3 separate regions of the Homo sapiens genome follow, and regions 1 and 3 are each linked to region 2. A link is an interaction called in ENCODE POLR2A ChIA-PET data of the cell type or tissue named here. Cell type or tissue: PC-9. All regions are shown on one strand. Links, peaks and the distances in the headings refer to the core of each region. The heading gives the core; the rest is flanking DNA.

Region 1 (7,857 bases), core at 2,402-6,401, 70 kb after region 2:
GGACGTCTCCACCAGAGTGGCTGCCGGGCCTCCCCAGCTCAGCCTGTCCACAGCTGATAGCCCCAAGACTGCCCCTTGTCCTGGGGACTCTGCTGCCACCCTCAGAGAGCCTGTGTAGGCTTGGAGCCCTTTCTCATGTGTCTCCCCCTCTCTCCCTACACCCAGGCATTCCCAAGCCCTCCCTGTGGACCTCTGGAGTGGCTCCTCCAGCCACTGTCGCCGCCCCAAGACCTTCATCACAGGCCTGGCCCGCGGGGGTGGCTTCCCCACTGGTCTGCGGACCTCTAGGCTTTGCCATCTTCTACTCCGTGATTGATGCGGCTGTGGAATTTTCATCTACTGATCATGTCATTCCTCCATTTAGTAAAACAAGCAAACAGAACCTGTCCCTTTGCTTGCAGAAGAGAACGTGAATCTGCATGATGCTCAAGGCCTTCTCCACCAGGCTCTGTTCGCCTTATCTCTAGCTGTTTCTATCCTTAACTGCGCCCTCCCTGCCCTGTGTCCCAAGCTCTTGCTCCACAGCCACCGTTTAATAGCTAATAGCTTTGCTCATGAGACTTCCTTTTGCCATCTCCTCTGCCAGCCTGTTTGTGCAAAACCTTCTCATTCTTCGAAGCCTTGCGCCGTCCAGATTGGCCCAGCTTTTTCCCCAGGCTGAAGGGCCTCCTCGTGCTCCTGAGCAGTGAGTCCACTCGGTTCTGGGATGGCTTATGCGGACGTGCCTGTCTCCATGGTTGTGTTGGGAGCAGGAGCCGTGAGGCGTTTGTTCCCTGCTTCTAACCTGATGGAGCAGGTCCCATGCGCCCAGCGCTGGGCTTCATGCCTGTCAGTGCGCGTGAGGCTGCACGTCACAGAGAGCTCACCTAGTGGGGACATGACTCATGAGGACACAAATAAGAACAGGAAGTCCCAAATGTGCGCTCCAGGTTGTTCGGCTGCCCTGGGATGTAACCCGGAGCTTTCCTCCTCCTCCGCTCTCCTGGAACACTCATATTGACCCGGTCGTGGCACAGTTAGAAGGAGGGGATACCATATCCTCACACAGTGGCACTCAGAAGGAGGAGCAGGGAGCGAGGGGCAGCCAGGGCCCCCCATGCTTGCCTCCCTTCATCAAGGAGGAAGTGTCTTTCCCCGGATTCCCTGCAGACGTGTCCTTACGTTTCAGCATCACCCTGGGTCTCGTCTCCACCTCTCAGCCAATCCTCCGCTTAGGCCCATTTGATGCCTCACTGGGGCTGGGCACACATCCTGCAGACACAGTTGGGGTACCGTGGGCCGGACGCCGGCAAGCAGAGGGTGGAGAATGGATGCTAGGTCGGCAGAAAGGCTGTGGCCGCCAAAGGTGGAGACTGGGAGCAGTGAGAACCCGTGTCTGGCGCTCAGAGTCTGGGTAGAGCAGACATGAGAAAATTGAGTGAAGTGATCCCGGGGTGTGGGGGGCTAACCCCAGGAGCAAACAGGTGGGCGGCTATTGGAAAGAGCAAGCGGAGGAGGTAACTTGAACGGGCTGATGAGGGAAGGCCCCACTGAGAAGAGGTTGCTGAGCTGAAGAGGAGGCCACCAGGCAAGGGCCCGGGGCGCCGCTTAGAGTAGGGTAGCTAGTGGTGGGGTGGAGGGATCCTGAAGGAATTGCTGGGATGGGCTGGCTAAGGCCTGGGGTGGCAGGGGATGCAGAGGAGAGGTCAGCAGGGGCCAGATGGAGCGGGACCAGGGCCATGGTAGGGGACGTCTGAGGTGGCGTGGAGCTTGGGGGCTGGAGAGGGACTCTGGCTGCTGGAGGGAGAATTGTTGGGGGAGGACAGTGCCAGCACGAGGCTGTGACATGACTCAGTTGGGGGTGATGGGGATTGTACTGGGACAACCGTGAGAGAGGTGTAGGGGACAATTAAAAATTCATGATGTGCCTTCGAGGGAGGGGCAGCAGAACTTGGAGGTAGAAATGGAGGGAGAAGGAGAAATCAGGATGAGTCCTAAGTGTTGGGCCTGGGCAGCCGACAAGGACAGACTTGGGCTGGAAATCCAGGTTCTCTTCTGGAGGTGTCAAGAAGAGGATGACTCTTATAATGGCCGGCAGGTGGGGAGCTGGCTGGTCACATTGGGAGCTCTGCAGAAAGATGAGTGACCACCTACTGGTCACATGTGGCTTCCCAATGGTCCACCTGGGGAAGGGCTTGTGGTTCATGGCCTCAGTAAAACTTGTTTAGTCCTAAACGGGTCATGTTAAGAATTCCTTTGTTATTTTTCATGCTTTAAGGCCCAGGAAAGGCCTGGGCAAAACTCTTGGCAGGCTTTTGTTACATCCCAGCCTTTGTATAAGGGGGCCAGCTCTCTCAGCTTTTATTTTTGTTTTAATTTTTTTTGAGATGGAGTCTCACTCTGTCGCCAGGCTGGAGCGCAGTGGCATGATCTTGGCTCACTGCAACCTCCACCTCCCGGGTTCAAGTGATTCTCCTGCCTCAGCCTCCCAAGTAGCTGGGAATACAGGTACGTGGCACCATGCCCAGCTAATTTTTGTATTTTTAGTACAGACGGGGTTTCAGCATGTTGGCCAGGGTGGTCTCGATCTCTTGACCTCGTGAACCGCCCGCCTCGGCCTTCTAAGTGCTAGGATTACAGGCGTGAGCCACCGTGCCCGGCCGGCTTTTAATATTTAACTTCACCACGTGGTCAGTGCTGAAACAGTTGTTATGGAGGCCTGCGTTAGTGAGCCTGGCCTGCCACAAACCCACAAACATCTACCAGTGTGATCTACACCGTTAACAGAATGAAGGAGAAAACGGGGTGATCATCTCCATCGATGCAGGAAAAGCATTGGACGAAATGAAACTCCACCAGGAAATACACCCAACGGGGCAGGCGCAGAAGGAACCCTTTCAACACAAGCAAGGCCTACTGCGGGACACACTTGAGACAGTATCGTCCCCTCCTTCCCAGGCCCCAAAGAAGGACTGGGGCAAGTCCAGCCTGGTGAGTAGCAGAGTTGATGGGGACCCGCACACAGGGCACTGCCGGACAGCAGCAGGACAGCTCGAGAGATCCACGCCGCCCCCATCTCTAGGCTGCTTTTACGCTGATTTTCTGGCTCTTTGCCTACTGTGTGTGTGTGCCATGGGACTTTTCCTTGGCGGGTTCTCAGATCCTCTCTGGGCTGTGTGGGTTCTCAGGGACACCTACTCCTTGGCTGGGCACCGTGGCGTGGACTCACCATGTGGCCTTCAGGGTTCAGGCAGCAGACATATGCCCTTAAGTAACCTGGTGGAGGACCTGTCACAGTACAAGGCCATCTATGAAAACACCACAGCCAACCTCATACTCAACGGAGAGAGATTGGAAGCTTTTCCTCTAAGATCAGGATCAAGACAAGGATGCCTGCTTTTGCCACTTCTCCTCAACATGGTCCTGGATGTTCTAGCCAGGGCAATTAGGCAAGAAAAAGAAGGTCTCCAAGTTGGAAAGGAAAAAGTAAAATGATCTCTGTTTGCCATGCCATGATTTTACATATACACACACACACACACACACACACACACACACACATATATACACACACACACCCCCACACACACACCCCCCACACACACATATATATATGTAAAACCCTAAAGATTCTACACACACACAAAAAAACGGGGAGGTAATAAGTGGATTTGGCAAAGCTGCAGGATACAAACTCCACGCATGAAGCGGTGGCCTGGGGGGAGGAGCTTTGGCCACCCCTCCCAAGCCCACCCTCTGAGGTTCTTGGGAAGTGTTTCTCTGCCTCCATGTCAAAAGGTCCTGCTCACGTCCTGCCCTGGGTGGGGCAGGGAGCCCCAGTGCTCGGGGCCTCCCCAGGATGTTTGGGTTCTCAGGGACACCTGCTCTTGGCTGTGCTCTGTGTCCACACCCAAACGCATCTTGTAGCTCCCATAATTCCCACGTGTTGTGGAAGGGACCCGGTGGGAAATGACTGAAGTGTGGGGACGGGTCTTCCCCGTGCTATTCTCATGATAATGAATGGGTCTCACCAGATCTGATGGTTTTAAAAAATGGGAGTTTCCCTGCGCAAGCTCTCTCTTTGCCTGCCGCCATCCACGTAAGGTGTGACTTGCTCCTCCTTGCCTTCTGCCATGAAGGTGAGGCCTCTCCAGCCACGTGGAACTGTGAGTCCAATTAAACCTCTTTCTTTTGTAAATGCCCAGCCTCAGGTATGTTTTTACCAGCAGAGTGAAAAGGAATGAATACAGCTGGGCAACATGGCCTGGGCTAACCACCTGGCCTTCAGGGTTCAGGCAGCAGACATACACCCCTAAGTAACCTGGCCCTGGGGCCCGGCTGCCCTGGGGCCACACATACTCTCTGCGTTGCTCAACCAACAATGAGTCCTTGAGGGCTGTCTCTGGCAGCTCCGGCCTGAGTGCAGCAGCGAGCTGCTGGCGCTAATCAAGGCACCAGCCTGTCTCTCCACCCTCACTCCCAGACCAGCGGCCAGTGTCACATCTAGAGGATCAAGCTCAACCTCCCCTCCATGGTGACACTTGACACCACCCCAAATGTGCTCCCAGCTATCCCACCGCAGCCTCCTGCTGACCGAAATCAAGACTGTTGAGGCAGAAATAATATTCTTCCTTTTTTTTTTCCCAATGTTTTTTCTTTTTTGACTGCTCTGGCAGAGCAGGGTTACCCCATAGGCAGAGAGTAGCTGAGGCAGAAATACTGTGATCTGGTTTACTGGAAACCGGAAGTGAGGATGAACCCCGGCAGACATGCCAACAAAGGTGGGCGTGTCCTGGGGCCTGCTCCAAGCTGGAAGCCTTTTAGAGGAGAGTGTAGAGGGGGACTCCTCACATTGGAGCTGTCCTTTTCACTGGACGGTACAATACAGAGGTTACAGTCACTGACTGCAGATGACAACATACAGGCTAAAATGTCTGTGAGCAAGACAGTCAGTAAAACTTCCTGGTTTCAGAATCCATCCTTGTCCTTTTTGATGTCTGTGGACTGCACACTAATCAGAATGTCAACAGCCTGAGGAAGTCGTGATAAGATTCTCTACTGAGGGACAGGATGCCGCCAGGAACCACAAGAGCTTCCCCGCCCGGGCAGGTTCATTTGGAAACCCCTTTGCCTTTAAAGTAAACTGCCACATGTGACCCGATAGGTTATCAGCACGCCACAGGGACGGCTTTGAGGAATAATTATTCAGAATGATGCCTTTTTTCTTTTCTCCTTTTAAATCTCCTTGCGAGGTCTGGTCGAGATTTAGCTTCCATGGCTGTTGATACTTGAAGGGAATCAAGCCTTCCCACCAGGCTGGTGCAGGATGAGATGCTGGGCCCCGGCAGGTGCCAGCCCTCTTCTAACACCCATTCTCTAACTCAGTCCTCATAGCAGCCCCGAGATGAAAGCAGTGCTGCTAGGGCTCATTGCTACCACGATCACAGCCGCCCGCAGCTCTCCCCAGCCCCTTCCCTGCCCAGTGGCACCTCATGACTTATTCCTCTGTCTCCCTGTCCCAGGATGTAAAATCAGTGAGGGCAGGAGCTTTTTTTCACACCTATATTCCCTGTACTTGGAACGGTGCCTGATAGATAGTAGGTGCTCAGTACGTATTTGTTGAATAAATGACAATGTCATGAATGAATGCACGAATGATAAAGACAGGAAAACCGAGGTTCAGAGACATTTAGAAACGTACGTATCCAGGGGCTCGCAGAAACAGGGAAGTCAGAATTGGGCCCCAGGTCAGCCGGATCCCCAAACCCACCCTGTTTCCAGTGTCCAGGTTTCTCCACCACAGATTCAGAGATGGGAACTAAGTTGACATCATTGTTGGACCTGTTCCAAATGTCTTGAACTTCTGAGCTAACAAATAATTATTGGAGCAATTGAAGCTGAGGGTGGATTTCATGTTTCCCGGTTCATGCCCTGTGTGATTTAACACGTCTGACGGCTGCAGCGTCGGAACTATCCGCCATGAGCTAGAGGTGCCCCTTGCGTAGCCTTGTCCCTGGTGCCTTGGACACCACGGACAGCCACGAACACCCAGAGAGGATCTGGTCTCCCGCCCCGGGACCACAGTAGGCTCCACACTGGTTTCCCTCCAGCCAGTTTCCCATGGTGTTGCCTGGTCTTTTCAGGGCTCAGATAATGTGATTGTGTCCCACCAGCCACCTCCTGGAAACCCCTCAAAACACCTTCCTGACAATGGGGTAGCCCCAAACTCCTTAGAGGGGGAGACTGCACCTCCCAGGCTGGAGTCCCTTTTGGCCTCCCCATTCCATCTCCTGCAGCCTCCCCCGACAGCCCTGCTCCAGCCATGGGACTGAGGGGACCTGGAATGCTGCTGCCTTAGCCCTGCTCATTCCCAGCCATGGGTCTCGCCCACCCCTCTCCCAGCCAGGTGAGCGCCTGCTCATTCTTCAAAGCGCCTTCTCATTTATTGGTGGAACACTGCTCTAGTGCACACCAGCCCCGTGGGTACAGAGATAAGGACGGCCCGTGGGAGGGTTCGAGGGGCTTTACACCGTCCACAGGCAGACAAGCGTGCATGTATGTGGATGATGGCCGCCTCAGGGAATCACCCGGGGCCTTAGGAACCCAGCCTAGGGCCCTCCATCCTAAGCTGGGGCTGGGTGGCAAAGAGAGACGCCAGGAGGGCTCCTGGAGGAGGAATTCCCCTAAAACCGGGACCCCAGCTTCCTTCACCCGAGAGCCCCCCGATGTCATCAGCTTTGTTCAGGTGCTTGTGTGACGCAATGCTATTAACTCACACCGAACCGAATCCACTCACACCTGTCAGGTATTCGCCCATTCATGCTGATGATGTCTTAGAGCAGCGCCCCCGCCCCATGCTTGTGCTACTGGTTTCTGAACTCTGCACGCTGCCTTGTTCAAGGGTAACTTGTGTGTGTCTGCTCCATAGCATCTGGTGCACCCTTTCGGTCACAGGAAAAGGGGTGGAGACCACTAAGTTCTCACATTGTGCTGGGCACCGTCGGTGACAGCAGACATCACACATCACAGCCCGAGCCCATTGGCCTCACTCAAGGTGCAGACAAATTAGCCCCCTGTTCAGGGCCCAAGGGATACCATGGAGACTTGAGGGGGCACCTTCCTGAAATACCAGTGCACTGCAACCTCTGCCTCCCGGGTTCAAGCGATTCTCCTGCCTCAGCCTCCCGAGTAGCTGGGATTACAGGCATCTGCCACCACGCCTGGCTAATTTTTGTATTTTTAGTAGAGACGGGGTTTCGCCATGTTGACCAGGCTGGTCTCGAACTCCTGACTTCAGGTGATCCGCCTGCCTTGGCCTCCCAAAGTGCTGGGATTACAGGCGTGGGCCACCGCACCCAGCCTCCTTCTAATTTTAAAAAATAAATAGAATATGTGTTCTGGCTTCCACTTAGGATACAGAAAGCTAGAAGGAGCAAAGTTCTCACCATATCTAGAAGAAAGACCCAGAAAATCTGCAAATTTTCTTTATCCATTCATCTGTTGATGGACACTTAGATTGCTTCCAAATTTTGGCTATTGTGGACAGAGCTGCAACCAACATGTAAGGGCAGGTATCTCTTTGATCTACTGATTTCCTTTCTTTGGGGTACAGACTCAGCAGTGGGATTGCTGGATCATATGGTAGCTGTATTTTTAGTTTTTTGAGGAACCTCCATGCCTTTCTCCATACTGGCTGTATGGACCCTCTGCTCTGTTTCATCCATCTCTGTCTATACTTATGCCAATACCATATTGCCTTGATTGTTGTAGCTTTATAGCAAGTTTGGCAGTCAGAGATAGTAAAAAGTCCTCCAATTTTTCAAAATCATTTTGCCCATTTTAAGTCTTTTTCATTTTCATATAAATTTAAAGTCAACT
Region 2 (7,857 bases), core at 2,543-6,542:
ATTTAATTTTTTTGTAGAAATAGGATCTTGCTTTGTTGCCCAGGTTGGTCTTGAACTCCTGGCTTCAAGCAGTCCTCCCACCTTGGCCTCCCAAAGTGCTGGGATTACAGACATGAACCACAACTCCCAGCCTAGTTTTGAAACATTTTAGACCATTACATGCTTGTGTATTCCCACCTAATCTATTGCTGGAGGGGGTGAGGCTAAAATCTATTTAAGGGATTTATTAATTAAAAATATAAAATGTCTTGAATCAACAACACTTGCATCAAAATGGCCTAATGTGTGCTTTTTAATGTGAATGACGAACGAGTGTTTTCTTCTACTTTGTTGATTTATTGCTTTTCATAGGGCCTGTGCTAGCTCCTGTATGTTTCCGATATCATTTGTTCAGACACTGCTCTGAGGCCCTAGATTATTGTTCTGGTTTTGTAATGTGCCATTATTTTTTTAGTTATTTTAAAGTGTACTTTGAAACTTTTTAAAAGCTTCCATTTAAATAAATACGTAGTAATCTAACACTCTGTTTGGGATTGATGTTATAGATATGCCTCATGAGTTGGGTTATTATATGTTTTAGTTTCCCAGAGACAATCCCAGTTTATGCTGACTGCCTGATGTAATTATTAATAGTACCCATTTGCAATCTCAAAAATATCTCAATATGGATGATAAATTATATGGTCACTTATGAGTGAGTGAAACATACAATTTGGTGATGCAGTGGTTAAATGTCTATTTTAAGGAATTGGAGACATGAGATTCATTATTTCCTTTTTTAACAAACAGTGGTAATTGTTGTACTAGAGATGACAGTGTGGTGTTGAGCCAGGTATGCCTTGCCATGCTTCCAGCTTTAAGGGACGCTGCCTGGCCAGGAGCCTATGAGGTGGCCTGCTGTGCCCAATAGGGATGATGGCTATTAAACGAGCCAGTCAGAGTCCCTCTTTTGAGAATGTGAACTGGAAGTATAACAAGAATGAGGCATTGAATAGTGGGAGCAGAAGCTCAAAGTCAAAAGGTCTGGAGGAGCAGGGGACCTGTGAGGCCATGGGTGGGTGGAAGGAATGATGGGGCCTTTAAGGCAGAGGCTGTGGGGAGTGGAGATGGGGGACCTGGTTGGCAGCATATCAGAAGATAGCAGCTCCAGGCCTGGTGCAATGGCTCACGCCTGTAATCTCAGCACTTTGGGAGGCCAAGGTGGGTGGATCATTTGAGGTTAGGAGTTCGAGACCAGCCTGGCCAACATGGTGAAACCCCGCCTCTACTAAAAATACAAAAATTAGCTCAGCATGGTGGCAGGCACCTGTAATCCCAGCCACTCGGGAGGCTGAGGCAGGAGAATTGCTTGAACCCAGTAGGCAGAGGTTGCAGTGAGCCGAGATCGCGCCACTGCGCTTCAGCCTGGGCAACAGAGCGAGACTCAGTCTCAGAAAAAAAAAAGAAAAGATAGCAGCTCCATTCTTTCACTTGCCAGGCCAGAAAGCTCGGAGTCACCCTTGACTTCTCTCTTTTACACCTCACGTGGACTCCATTGGGACATCCTTGGCTGTACCCTGAAAGTAAATATAGCAAGAATATGGCCACTTTTATCAAGTAAGCCGCCAACCCGTCTCACCTGGATGACTATAGCAGCCCCCCAACTGGTCTCCAGCTCCTGTGCTGGCTGTCTCCAGTCTGTTCTTCCCCACAGCCAGAGTGGTCTTGTTACAAAGGAAGCCACAAAATGCTCTGTTGCTCAGAACCCTGGCAGCAGCTATGCATCTCACCCAGAATGGAAACCAGAGTCCTTAAAATAGCTGCCAAGGCCCCATGCAGTTCGCCTACCACCCTCCTCACCTCTGCGACCATATCTTCCACTCCTCCCTACACTGTTCTTCCTGCTCCAGCCACAGTAGCCTCCTGGCCCTTCTCAGCAGAGGCCTTCCCTGACTGCACTTCCACTTCCCCCACTCCACAGTACTTATTTTCTGACATACTGCATATTTTACTTACTTGTTTCCCCACCTTTCCCATCTCGTTAGAGTGGAGACGCCACGAGGGCAGGCATTTTGTCTCTTTAGTCCTCTGATGTCTCACTAGTGGCTGGCACTTAATGTGCTCAGTGAATGTTGAACGAAACAGATAAGACAAAAGATACAACTATCTTTGTAAAAACTTTTTAAAAACAAGTGACTGGTTATGACAAAATATTTGTAACATTTCATACAAAGGATTTGTAATCTACAAATCATTTAAAAAATGATAAGCAATAGAAAGGTGGGCAAAGGCTTTGAAAAAGCAATTCATGAAAGAGGAAATACCTCAAACTTACGAAAAGATAATCAGCATCATCAGTAATCAGGTCAGTGCAAATGACCAACAACAACGAGAAACCGTTTCCCACTGTCTGACTGGCAGAAGTTAAGTTTGGTCCCATCAGGGACGTGGCAAGCACTTTGGCAGCATCTGTGAAAGCTTTAAGTACTCAGGCCTCATGACCAGCTTTTCTGCCTTTGGGTGTCTATTCCAGAGAAACGCTATACCATTTGACAGTAGGGAGAAAATAGAAGTGACCTGCCCTCTTACAAGTTGGGATCACTGGCTGTGAATCAGACCTGATACCAGAAGATAGAAATGCTGTTTGGGAATCATTAAACATAGGTTTTGAAATGGTGCAGGCTGGGACTTACAACTGTGATTTTGACATACTAAACCAAAAGGTGACACGTTGGGTTTATATTAATTGCCTCTACAAAACAAAGTGTTTTTTTTTTTTAAATATATGCATATGTATTTATTCAACTGTTATTAGGCAAGAAAGAAGAGAATGTGATGAAGTCTTTGCCCTGGAGTCATGTCAGCACCTTCAGAGTCTGACTGGAGACAGCGCCCCGTTGTCTTGCTGTAGATGTGTGTGTTCCCAGCTCCCCAGTGAGACTTGGCCAAAGTCTAGCACTTCCTGCAAAGCTGCTGCAGGTGTTTGCATTTACAATGAAGACTAATAGGAGAGGGGTTTGGGAGTCCAGCAGAGAGCAGGGTGCGGAGGATGGGCTCTGCAGCCAGGTCTCGTGCTTTGGCAAGCCATGCAACGTCTCTGGGTGCTAGCATCCTCATCTGTGATCTGGGGATGGCGAGGACACTCACCCCATGGGATGTTTTCAGGATTAGATGAGTTAGGTCACATCAAGCTAGGCACAGAGTAAGCATGCAATAAATGTTATCTATTACGATGATGAGGTGGGAAGCTATGTCTGGATCCAGCAGTTCTACTTGTGAGAATTTTTTTCTATGGAGATAATTAAAGAGATGTGCCGAAACGTGTGCACACGTGTATTGAGATACGTAGAAGAATTGGAAATCACTTAGAAGTCTTACAATATGGGACTGGTTAAATATTATGTCTAGACTGAGAAGAATAATAAATGTGATAGATGTCCATTTACAGTCATGAAAAAATGTTATAAGTAAAAATAAGTAGCTATAAAACGACATATAAAATATCGTGTGTGTGTGTGTGTGTGTGTGTGTATCTATAGAAGAGAGAGAGAATATATATAATACTTATAACAAAAGTCTGGAAAATGTCTACCAAAATGTCACCAATGGCTATCTCTTGGTGATAGGATTAAGGTGTTTTTTTTCCTTGTTACTATTTTCTAATCTTCAACAATGAATATGTGTCATGAACATGATAGGACTGTGCAGGCAAGAATCTTTGGGTGCAGCATATTAGAAATCATAATGGAGATGAAACTGAACTTAGATTGGGAGTTTGGCCCTTGGATTTTTTTTTTTTTTTTGCCTCTAATATCTGCTTTCTGCTTTTAGCCTGTGACCTCATAACATGCTGTAATGATTACGATCTCTTAGTCATGCTCTTGGGAAATGGGCTATTATCTCATTGTGAGGGGACCAGGGATTTTAATGATTCCATTTTAAGAAAATGTAGTCGGCTTTCCATGGGCTCCCCATCCATGGATTTAACCTATTGTGGATGGAAAATATTTGGAAAATAAAAAAAGGTCACACCTGTACTGAATACATACAGACTTTTTTCTTTTCATTTTCTTTAAACAATATAGCATAACAGCTGTTTACATAGCAGTTACATTGTATTTGGTATTAGAAGTAATCTAGAGATGATTTAAAGTATATGAGTGGATTTGTGTAGCTTATGTGCAAATAATTAAGGACTCAAGCATCCGTGGGTTTTGGTGTCCATCGGAGTTCCTGGCACCAGTCCCCCTTGGATACCAAGGGACAACTGTACTTGAAAGTGAAGAGAAAAACAGCAGTGAGTCCTGGCTATGACTTTGGTTGAGTTTGAGAAAAGACTAGAAGTGTGGCTACTAAACTAGTTTGACTCCAGTGTAAGATTGCTTTCAGGGAAGCAGATGGTTAACACACTCGGAAGGTGCTTGAGCTCGACTTCAGGAACTGGGTGGTGGCACTGACTGGGAGTGCCGCTTCTTTGGAGGCTGGAGGTTGATTGGCCCAGGCGTGCAGCCAGCCATTGCCTGTCTGTTCAGGAAGCAGCTCTGAGCTGCCCTAGTGGCTGGACAGCTTCACAGGTATCCCCGGCCCCTCCCAGTCAGACCCCACAGGAAAACTTGGCTCCCAGTAAGTTACCGCTCTCCTGGAAGCACAGAACGGACTTTTCGTGTCCCGCTGTAAGGAAACAAGATGGTCCTTAAAACCGAAGAGGAGGACGGTGAGTCAAAGCCGCAGCCCCCGGCCGGGACTGATGCGGCTTGGGGTATATGGAGTGGAGTTTTAGGTATCTCTTTTCATTAGTATGTGAAATCCTGTGAGGATAGTTTACTGAGCCTTTTGGGGAGGAGTTAAGGACCAACCTAGACTCTGGTTTTTATCTTACTGTTTTCAGGAGAAAGACTGCATAGTCTCTTAGTGGTTAGGAAGCTGAGGCTCTCTCGGGTGTGTGTGTGTGTATGTGTGTGTGTGTCAGAGAGTGAGAGAGAGGAGAGAGAGAGAAAGAGCGAGAAGAGAGAGAGATATTAAGGTAACTCAGTGTTTTTAAACCAAAGAAGTTCTCCTCCAATCTTTGCTTTCGTTAGAGTTCCGCCTTGGGTGTTTCTTGGTAGATTCCACTTCATACTTGGTGATTGTGTCTACTTCCTGTATCAAAATAACAGTTGGTCAGAACTTCTGGGAATTCCACAAATATCCAGAAAGAATCTGATACTAAAAAGTAAAGACATTAGAGATCGGATTGAAAGAACCAGTGAGATTTGGGATAAATAGTACTTGTTTTGTTAAATAAAATGTGTCTAAGGGAAAAGACGATGTGGTCTTCTCCCTTTGGTTGTTAGGTGAGGACTGTTTGAAGCCTGGGAGGGCAGGGTCTGTAGAACTTCCTTTATCTGCTCCACACCTGTACTGTAAACAGTGGAGCTATGAGTAATGGGATGACAAGCTGTGCCTTCTAAATCCCAAGAGATTCTGCTGAAGAGCTGTGTCTTAAAGCCCTGGGTCAACACAGGAGTTGTGTTTGTGGATGTGTGTGTGTTTTATTGTATTTTATTGTGGCACCTTATCAGATGGTGGTGTTGTAATGCTGCAAGACAAAATAGTAAAATGCGTACTGGGTTGTAGCTGGTAATGTGTGATATTTTTAAGTTTGGAATAAATATCTGGCTATGTTTCAAGTGGATTTTGTGAAAGTTGTAATAAAACTTGGGTGTCCTCTTTAGGCTTTTCCCACTCTGGTTCACTATAAAGCACATTTGAAAGCCCCACCTCTAAGTGCAAATGATCCTGGACAGTGTCCACGGGCGACACTGAAAGCTGCAGCACGCGTGGGGGACGCTGGGAGGGAAGCATGCACAGGTGTCCATAACGATACTTCTGTATCTGAAGAGGGGTCAGTAGTGAGGGGACGTGCCAGGCCAGGGCTGAACTGCCTGCTTGGTGCTTTTCTAACTGAAAGGTGAGTCCACACTAGCCAAGATCTAGTTCCAAAGGGAACACTTTTGAGAGTGGAAGAGGACACTAGTGACTATGCTGGGACAGCAGGAGTGAGCCGGGCCTGGCCATGGTCCCTCACGCTTACTTGCTTCTGGTCCTTCCGGGTGAGCCTAGCTTCAGACCCACCGGAGGTGCTGTGTAATAGTCACTTTTTATCCTGGAGGCTTCAAAAGTCAACATGAACTACCCTAATCAACAGTGGGAGTGATGGGGGTGGGGCATGAGGTTAGGGGCCGGGAGCTTAGAGGTAGAATTACTGAACAGCTTTGCTTTGACCAAGTAACCTTAAAGAACTGGTGCTTCTTCGCTTCCCTTACCCCCTCCCATGGTATTTCCTTGTGTTGTCACCTGGGACTGAAGGCAGTGTTGCCCTTTAAACCACTGCTAAAATAGATGCCCTTAGACATTGCCGTGAGAGACAGAGTGGCATTTAGGTAGGTGTAAAAGGAGGGGGACAAATGGAGTTTCCTCTGGCAGGTCCCTGAGATCCCAGGGGAGGGCAGAAGTTAAGAGTCAGTTATGCTTTCCATAGAGCTGCTTTTAACTAGACTTACGCCCTAAAGAACACGCCTAAGAAAGGGTATGTGGGGGTTTTTGAAAATATTCTTTAAGGAAGTCAGACTCTTCTGCTGCATTAATCTCAAACCCACAATTTTTAGGTTAAAAATATTGCTTTCTGGCTGGGCGCGATGGCTCACACTGATAATCCCAGCACTTTGGGAGGCCCAGGCAGGCGGATCACCTGAGGTCAGGAGTTCCAGACCAACCTAGCCAACATGGTGAAACCCTGTCTCTACTAAAAATACAAAAATTAGCCGGGTGTGGTGGCAGGAGCCCGTAATCCCAGCTACTTGGAGGCTGAGGCAGGAGAATAGCTTGAACCCAGGAGGCTGAGGTTGCGTTGAGCCGAAATCGTACCACTGCACTCCAGCCTGGGTGACAGAGTGAGACTTTGTCTCTAAAAAAAAAAAAAAAAAAAAAAAAAGCTTTTTTTTACCTGGTACATTGGTACATTGGTACATACATTCGTCAGTTTTCATTCTGTATATGTGTGTTAGTGAGAATTAACCAGTTTAATTAATTGGGCACTATTTTCTTAACTGCCATAAGTTATTATTATTTTTAGCTATTTAATCTTGTTAATGTCAGTCCCCCTTGATTTGCCTTTTTTTTTTTGAGACAGAGTCTCGCTCTGTTGCCGAGGCTGGAGTGCAATCTTGGCTCACTGCAACCTCTGCCTCCTGGGTTCAAGCGATTCTCCTGCCTCAGCCTCCTGAGTAGCTGGGACTGCAGGTGCATGCCACCACACCCGGCTAATTTTTGTATTTTTTGCAGAGACGAGGTTTCACCATGTTGGCCAGGCTTGTGTTGAACTCCTGACCTCATGTGATCCACCCACCTTGGCCTCCCAAAGTGCTGGGATTACAGGCGTGAACCACTGTGCCCGGCCTTGATTTGCCTTTGAACTCTCTCTTTGGCATCTCTTTGGGATAGATTCCAAAATCTTTGGTGTGGGACCTGAGGCCCTTCACAGGCAGACACTAAGCCCCCTTCAGGGTGCCAGTTCAGCCCTGCTGTGTCCTGGGCCTTGCCCTGTGGTGTGCCCATTGTTGCTGGCCTCTGTCACTTCCATACACTTTATCTTGCTTGGTATACACCATTCTGTTCTTGTCCATCTGGGGAATCCGTTGGTCCTTCAAGTTCTGGCTCACAGGTTGGCCCCTCTGAAGCCTCTTGGCATCGCCTGGAATTCTGTGAGTACTTGCTGCACTTGGCCGCTGTGGCCGGGTGTGCTGCTGCTACGGGCTTACATGCCTGTCCCCACTGGCCTTCACTTTCTGTGCAGGCCAGGGACTGGAGCTGTTTAAATCCCAGCTCCAAGCACAGGCT
Region 3 (7,857 bases), core at 2,402-6,401, 130 kb before region 2:
TCTCTTCCTCAGCCTTGGCCCACCTCCATTTTACTTTCTGTCTCTGTGGATTTGACTACTCCAGGGGCCTCACATGGGTGGAACCCTGCAGTGTTTGTCCTCTCTGTCTGGCTTATTTCAGTAGCATCATGTTTTCAAGGTTCGTTCACGTTACAGCATACATCAGAATTTCCTTACTCTTTTTTTTGTTTTTGAGACAGAGTCTCGCTCTATTTCCCAGGCTGGGGTGCAATGGCACTATCTCGGCTCACTGCAACCTCCGCTTCCCAGGTTCAAGCGATTCTCCTGCCTCAGCCTCTCAAGTAGCTGGGATTATAGGCACACGCCACCACACCTGGCTAATTTTTTTTTGTATTTTTAGTACAGACAGGGTTTCACCACGTTGACCAGGCTGGTCTCCAACTTCTGACCTCAGGTGATCCGCCCACCTCAGCCTCCCAAAGTGTTGGGATTACAGGCGTGAGCCACCACACCCGGCCCAAAATGTCCTTACTTTTTAAGGATGAATAATATTTCATTGTATGAATGTAGCACATTTTGTTTATTGTTGCATCTCTTTGTTTATAGTTTTTTGGTTTGTTTTTTTTTTTTTTGAGACAAAGTCTTGCTCTGTTTCCCAGGCTGGAGTGCGATCATGACTCACTGCAACCTCGATCTCCTGGGGTCAAGTGATCCTCTCGCCTCAGCCTCCCAAAGTGCTGAGATCAACTACAGGTGTGTGCCACCACACCCAGCTAATTTTTTTATTTTTTGGTAAAGAAGTCTCACCATGTTGCCCAGGCTGGTCTTGAACTCCGAGGCTCAAGCAATCCTCCTGCCTCAGCCTCCCAAAGTACTGGGATTATAGGCGTGAGCCACTGTGCCCAGCCTATATTTTTATTCCTAAGTAAAATTATTTTCCCTTACTTCCTTCTACGGCCTCCTCTGCTTGCCCAGCTAGGCTGAACCACAGGAGGCCAGGACAGGATTCTCAATCTCAGCACTATTAACATTTGGGGATGGACCATTCTTTGTTGTGGGGGCCTACCTTATGCATTATAGGATATTCAGCTGCATCCCTGGCCCCCACCCTCTACATGCCACAGCACCCGCTCCAGTCGCGGGGTCTCTGGACATTGCCACATGTGCCCAGGGGAGGTGGGGTAGATTGCCCCTGCTTGAGAACCACTGGGCTCAAAGAGCTTTCTGCAGTGATGGAAGCGGTCTCTGCACCATCCAGTCCAGCAGCCCCCAGCCTTGTGGCTCATGAGCACCCGAGATATGGCTAGTGCAGCCGAGGAGCTGCATTTTAAATTTTATTTCATTTCAAGTAATTTTAGTATAAATGTAAACAGCCACATGTGGCCGGCAGCCGCAGTCTAGCATGGCACTGACTCAGCCAGTTAAGGAACATTATTCCCCTCCTCCCTGGGGAAGTAGGAATCTGATCACAAACTTAAGAAAAAAAGAATAGACAAGGCCTGGTGCAGTGGCTCATGGCTGTAATCCCAGCAATGTAGGAGGCTGAGGCGGGCGGATTGCTTGAGGTCAGGAGTTCAAGACCAGCCTTGCCAACATGGTAAAACCCTGTCTGTACTAAAAATACAAAAATTAGCTGGGCGTGGTGGCAAGTGCCTGTAGTCCCAGCTACTCAGGAGGCTGAGGCATGAGAATCATTTGAACCCAGGAGGCAGAGATTGCAGCAAGCTGAGATCACGCCACTGTACTCCAGCCTGGGTGACTGAGCAAGACCCCATCTCACAAAAAAAAAAGAGAAAAGAAAGAAGAGACAAGACAATTCCCCTAGCCTGGTACTATAGTTTGTTCCAAAAGGCAACTGTAATCATAAACATATACTCCAAATCCAAATATCCATGATTGGGGGATTTTCTTCTGGTTTAGGTGACATGTACTTTTTTCCCTTCTAAAAATCAATGTGTGCTTAGTGAGCACCTGTTAGGTGCCCAGCCCCGTGTTAGAGACAATGGGAGATTCCCACGGTGAGATCCTTGGCTCTGGTCATCATGGAGCACACAGATGTTCCGAATGGGGAGACTGGAAAAGAAAGAAAATAGATTTTGCTTGTGGAGAATTGTGAATAGTAAGTGAATGCTTAGAAGGTGCAAAAGGGGCCGGGCGAGGTGGCTCACGCCTGTAATCCTAGCACTTTGGGAGGCCGAGACGGGCAGATCATGAGGTCAGGAGATTGAGACCATCCTGGCTAACACAGTGAAACCCCGTTTCCACTGAAAATACAAAAAAAAAATTAGCCGGGCGTGGTGGCGGGCGCCTGTAGTCCCAGCTACTCAAGAGGCTGAGGCAGGAGAATGGCGTGAACCCGGGAGGCGGAACTTGTAGTGAGCCGAGATCGTGCCACTGCACTCCAGTCTGGGCGACAGAGTGAGACTCCATCTCAAAAAAAAAAAAAAAAAAAGAAGGTACAAAAGGAAGAGAGACTCTCACAGGTCCAAGGGTCTAGACAGACTTGCTGCTGGAAGAAGGTGGTGTCCTTGCCTATGGATGGGGAGGAGGTCATTGCAGGGAGGAAGATGCAGGGCTGTGAGTTGGGCAGGGAAGACTCCTGTTATCTCCCCTTGGGTAAGATCTTCCCTCCCTTCCTTAACATGCTCACAGCTCCTGCTTTGCTGGGTATCTCGGTCATCAAGACTTCTATCCCTCTCCTTGGGGATAATAGGAGACTTCCCCCCCTTTTAAGATGCATTTCTGGACTTCCTAAAATGTTTTATTATGAGCACTTTTCTTATTCTCATTCCAAGACAGAGTCTCCCTCTGTTGCCCAGGCTGGAATGCAGTGGTGTGATCTTGGCTCACAGCAACCTCTGCCTCCTGGGCAATTCTCGTGCCTCAGCCACCCAAGTAGCTGGGATTACAGATGTGTGCCCCCATACCTGGCTAATTTTTGTATTTTTAGTAGATACGGGGTTTCACCATGTTGGCCAGGCTGGTCTTGAACTCCTGACTTCAGGTGATCTGCCCGCCTAGGCCTTCCAAAGTGCTGGGATTACAGGCGTGAGCCACCGCGCCCGGCCTACAATTCAGTGGTTTTAGTATGTCACAGAGTTCTGCAACCATCACTACAGTCAAAAAGAAATCCTGTATTCTTGAGCTATTACCCTCCTGACTCCCCTCCCCCTCCCCCAGCCCTAAGCAGCCACTGGTATACTTCCCGTCTCTATAGATTTCTCTATGCTGGGCTTTCCTGGGAACGGAATCATACGTGTGACCCTGTGTAACCGGCTTCTTTCGTGTTTCCAAGGGTCATCCATGTTACAGTGTGTATCAGAATTTCATTCCTTTCTATGACTGAGTATTCCACTGTATGGATAGACCACGTTTTGTTTATCCGGTCATCATTTGATGTGCATTTGGGTTGTTGCCACCGTTTGGCCATTGTGACAAATACTGCAATGAACATTGGTGTGTGAGATTTTGCAGGGACCTGTTCTCATTTTTCCTGGGTGTATCCCTGGCAGTGGAATTGGTGGGGTCGGGGGTGGGGAGGGGTTGGGTGACTTTAGGTTTAACCATTTGAGGAGCTGGCAGACCGTTTTCCAAAGCAGCTGCACCATTTTACACGCCCAGTATTATCTATGATTTTTACAATAAGAAAAAAAAAATCAAATGGAGAAGGGTAGAGGGACAAAAACCACCTGTGGTGCAAAGATCTTACCAGCTAACTAATGCCCTCAAAAAAAACACAGAGGAGGCAGGAGAGCTGGGGTGGCCGCACAGCACGCACGGTGGCGCGTGGCAGAGGCATGGTCTGCAGTGTGGCATTCGGGGGCTGCTGCAGCTGTGCACAGAACAGAGCACGGGAGGAAATTTCCCAGCGTGTCAGCATCTGCTGTGTCTCCTTTTCAGTTCTTTCCTGTATTAAACCTTTAAAATTATGGCATTTATTACGTTTGTCATCAGAAAAATAAAATCTGGAGAGACAAGAAAGGAGACAGAATCCCCCGTGGTGCAGGGAACTTACTTCCAGTTTTCTGCATCCTGTTTGTTCCTATCCACAGGGAACAGCCTTTAAAGTAAGTCCCAGCCGTCCCAGCTCAGTTTCGTCACACTGCCCTCTAGGGGCTTTCTGGCCAAACTGCAGCGCTGCGGAAGGACTCTTGGGTGCAAAAGTGACCTTGGTCTGAGCCAGCACCGGTGTCCAAACATACCCAGCTGAATCCTCGCCCATGCTGAAGCTCTCTGTTTGTTTTTGTTTTTGTTCGAGATGGAGTCTCTCTCTGTTGCCCAGGCTGGAGTGCAGTGGCACAATCTCGGGTCACTGCAATCTCTGCCTCCCGGGTTCAAGCAGTTCTCCTGCCTCAGCCTCCCAAGTAGCTGGGATTACAGGTGCCCAACACCACGCCCAGCTAATTTTTTTTTTTTTTTTTTGAGACAGAGTTTCTGTCTTGTTGCCCAGGCTGGAGTGCAATGGCGTGGTCTCAACTCACCACAACCTCTGCCTCCCGGGTTCAAGTGATTCTCCTGCCTCAGCCTTCCGAGTAGCAGGGATTACAGGCATGTGCCACCACGCCTGGCTAATTTTGTATTTTTAGTAGAGACGGGATTTCTCTGTGTTGGCCAGGCTGGTCTCGAACTCCTGACCTCAGGTGATCCGCCCACCTCGGCCTCCCAAAGTGCTGGGATTACAGGTGTGAGCCACCGCACCTGGGCGGCATTAAGTACATTCACAGTGTTGTGTAACTATCACTATCTATTTCTAGAAGTTTTTCATCATCCCAAACTGAAACTCTCTCCCCATTAACCAATAATTCCCTGTTCCTCTGTTTGCCCAGCCCCTGACAACCACCTTTCTACTTCGTCTCCATGAATTTGCCCATTCTAGACACCTCGTACAGGTAGAGTCATACCTCCTTCCATAGCTGAAGCATTGCACTTAGCATAATGTCCTCAAGTTCATCCATGTTGTAGCATGGGTCAGATTTTATTTTATTTTATTTATTTATGAGACGGAGGCAACAAAGCCCAGGCTGGAGTGCAGTGGCGCGATCTTGGCTCACTGCAACTTCCGCCCCCCAGGTTCAAGCAATTTTCCTGCCTCAGCCTCCTGAGTAGCTGAGGTTACAGGCATGCACCACCACGCCCAGCTAATTTTTGTATTTTTTTAGTAGAGACGGGGTTTCATCATGTTGGTCAGGCTGGTCTTGAACTCCTGACCTCAGGTGATCCGCCTGCCTTGGCTTCCCAAAGTGCTGAGATTACAGGCTTGAACCACTGCACCCGGCTGGTAGATTTTATTTCTTTTTATGTGCATACATTTTAAAGTTTCCAAAATATGTAATACTCTTCTAAGTTGAATTCTATATATGTTTTCAAATTGTTAACATTTCCATTAACTTTTTAACTCAGATACTACTTAGTATCTCAAGGAGGAGGCACGAGGTTTTGATGAGGACACAGAACTAAAGGTGCCAAGTGCAAACAGTTTATTGCATAAAGAAAATAAGGAAATGGGCTGACCATAGTGGCTCACACCTGTAATCCTAGCATTTTGGGAGGCTGAGGCAGGAGGATGGCTTCAGGTTAGGAGTTCAAGATCAGCCTGGACGATATAGCAAGACCCTATCTCTACAAAACAGGAAGGGAGGAAGGAAGGAAGGAAGGAAGGGAGGGAGGAAGGGGGAGGGAGGCATGGAGGAAGGGAGGAAGGGAAGGAGGGAGGGAGTGAAGGGAGTCAGGGAGAGAGGGAGAGAGGCAGGGAAGAAAGGAGGGAGGGAAGAAGAAGGAAGGAAGGAAGGAAAGAAGAGATGAGCTGGGTGTGGTCATGTGCACCTGTAGTCCTAGCTACTTGGGAGGCTGAGGCAGGAAGATCTCTTGAGCTCAGGCATTTGAGGCTGCAGTGAGCTAGGACTGCACCACTGCACTCTAGCCCAGGTGGCAGGGCGGGACCCTGTCTCTGTTTTAGAAGAGAAAAAGATAACGACTAAGTGTCATGAAAAGATGTGAAGAAATACAATGAGATGCCCGAGTGAAGGCTCTGAAAACACCTGCTCGAGTTCGAATGTGTGCTCTGACACCTGACTCGTTAATGTCCTTGGCCAAGTAACTTTACCTGTCTGTGCCTCCCATGCCGATCCGTACATGGGGGATGATGACAGTAGTATCTGCCCCACGAGGGGTTGTTGAGAGGATGAAAGTGGGAGTAGGAGACCAGAAATGATGATCACAGAGATGCTGGTTATCTTGGTCAGGCCCCACTCAAGGGTAGCTGATAATTTTATGTCTTACACTGGAGATGACAGTGACCCATACACGCAGCACAGCACTGCATGAAAAGCTGGTGAGTCGATACAGAGAGTCATACTGAAGGTCTAAGGAGGGCTAGGGTAGCCTGTAGCAGAATGAGCGTGAAGGCTCTGCTGAAAGGGCATTGCTCCCTGGACCTGTGGCGGGATCCTCGGTAGAAAGCTGACATTGAAAGATTTTGAAGAGCTTTAGTTAAAAAGTTAAAAACAGCCCAGCGCAGTGGCTGACGCCTGTGATCCCAGCACTTTGAGAGGCTGAGGCGAGTGGATCATGAGGTCAGGAGATTGAGACCATCCTGGCTAACACAGTGAAATCCCGTCTCTACTAAAAATACAAAAAATTAGCCAGGCATGGTGGCGGGCGCCTGCAGTCCCAGCTACTTGGGAGGCTGGGGCAGGAGAATCACTTGAACCCGGGAGGCGGAAGTTGCAGTGAGCCAAGATTGTGCCACTGCACTCTAGCCTGGGCGACAGAGCAAGACTGTCCCCCCACCCAAAAAAAATAAATAAAAAATAAAAATAAACCAATGTTGGCAAGGCTATGGAGTAAAGGGAACGCTTAGGAACGCTTATGCGCTGTTGGTGGGAATGTAAACGAGTTCACCCACTGTGGGGCACACTTTGTAGATTTCTCAAAGAACTGAGAAAGCAACTAGCATTTGACCCAGCAATCCCACTGCTGGGTGTATACCCAAAGGAAAATAAATCGTTCAACGGCACTGCGCCCGTATGTTCATTACCGCACTATCTGCAATAGCAAAGACACAGAATCAACCCAAGTGCTCATCAATGGTGACTTGGATAAAGAAATGTGGTGTATATATACTACGGAATACTACGCAGCCGTGAAAAGGAGGGAAATCATGTCCTTTGCAGCCACATGAGTGCAGCTGGAAACCATTATCCTAAGGGAACTAGTGCAAAAACAGAAAACCAAATACCACATGTTCTCACTTAAAAGTGGGAGCTAAACATTGGGTACACATGGTCATAAAAATGTGAACAAGAGACACTGGGGAATACAAGGAGGTGGGAGGGAGGAAGCAGGATAAGGGCTGAAAAAATTCTACCTATTGGGCGCTATGCCCACTACCTGGGCGATGGATCCGTTCATATGCCAAACCTCAGGGACACACAATATACCCATGTAACAAATCTGCACATGGACTTCCTGTTTCTAAAAATCAACAAAGATTGTGAGACCTGCCCAGTGGCCAGCTGGCTGTGTATCTTCTCCACCAATGAGGCTGCATTACTTCATCCTCCTCTCCCTGGGAGGGGGAGCAGGGGTGAAGCTGTTAATGGCCACAGTGGCTGACTCACCTCATGGCGAGAGGAACCTCTCTCATCTGACTTCTTTCCCAGCCTTGGTCAGATGACTCCACATTGAATCTGGCATTTATTTCCCGAGGCAGGAACCTAGATCCAGTTTGCCTCGAGTCAGGATAGACCCTTTATCCAGGGGCTAACCAGAAATCACAGGGCACAGTGAACCACTCAGCTCTGGCTGGCTGTGGCCAGTGAGTGACCGCATGGCCTGAGCGGGCCACCTCCTCCTGGACCGATGACTCAGTCTCACGTGTCGAGTCGGGCACCAGGA

The links. ChIA-PET counts read pairs that join two places held together with the same protein. Peaks named below come from ENCODE experiments on the same cell type or tissue, not always from the same donor. Only the 100,000 strongest peaks of a DNase experiment are listed, where the experiment ranks them.
Region 1: POLR2A ChIA-PET joins it to region 2 with 5 read pairs; 3 of 35 experiments call an interaction of 5 or more read pairs at or near these places.
Region 3: POLR2A ChIA-PET joins it to region 2 with 8 read pairs; 1 of 35 experiments calls an interaction of 5 or more read pairs at or near these places.

Annotation. Positions count from the first base shown.
Region 1 is chr17:78,663,283-78,671,139 of GRCh38, reverse strand. No RefSeq gene overlaps it. Among named protein-coding and RNA genes, the nearest start is that of SCAT1, 35 kb to the right of the region's middle. RefSeq lists enhancers at 2,415-3,024, 3,025-3,635, 3,636-4,246, 4,247-4,858. In PC-9, for the core only: no CTCF peak of the experiment used is centred there; no DNase peak of the experiment used is centred there.
Region 2 is chr17:78,733,528-78,741,384 of GRCh38, reverse strand. The region is part of intron 1 of CYTH1 (cytohesin 1); the gene reads left to right. Among named protein-coding and RNA genes, the nearest start is that of CYTH1, 45 kb to the left of the region's middle. RefSeq lists enhancers at 1,442-1,731, 7,499-7,558. In PC-9, for the core only: no CTCF peak of the experiment used is centred there; DNase peaks (open chromatin) are centred at 3,874, 4,474 and 5,394; H3K4me3 peaks cover 2,638 bases; H3K27ac peaks cover 3,205 bases.
Region 3 is chr17:78,862,151-78,870,007 of GRCh38, reverse strand. All of the region lies in intron 3 of TIMP2 (TIMP metallopeptidase inhibitor 2), which reads left to right. It overlaps LOC124904068 (a long non-coding RNA gene), which reads right to left and starts at 7,783. Exons shown (of 2, transcript XR_007065924.1): 1 at 7,581-7,783; 2 at 1,778-2,034. RefSeq lists a silencer at 5,855-6,055 and an enhancer at 7,407-7,701. In PC-9, for the core only: CTCF peaks have their summits at 3,901 and 4,103 (motif pointing left); a DNase peak (open chromatin) is centred at 4,047.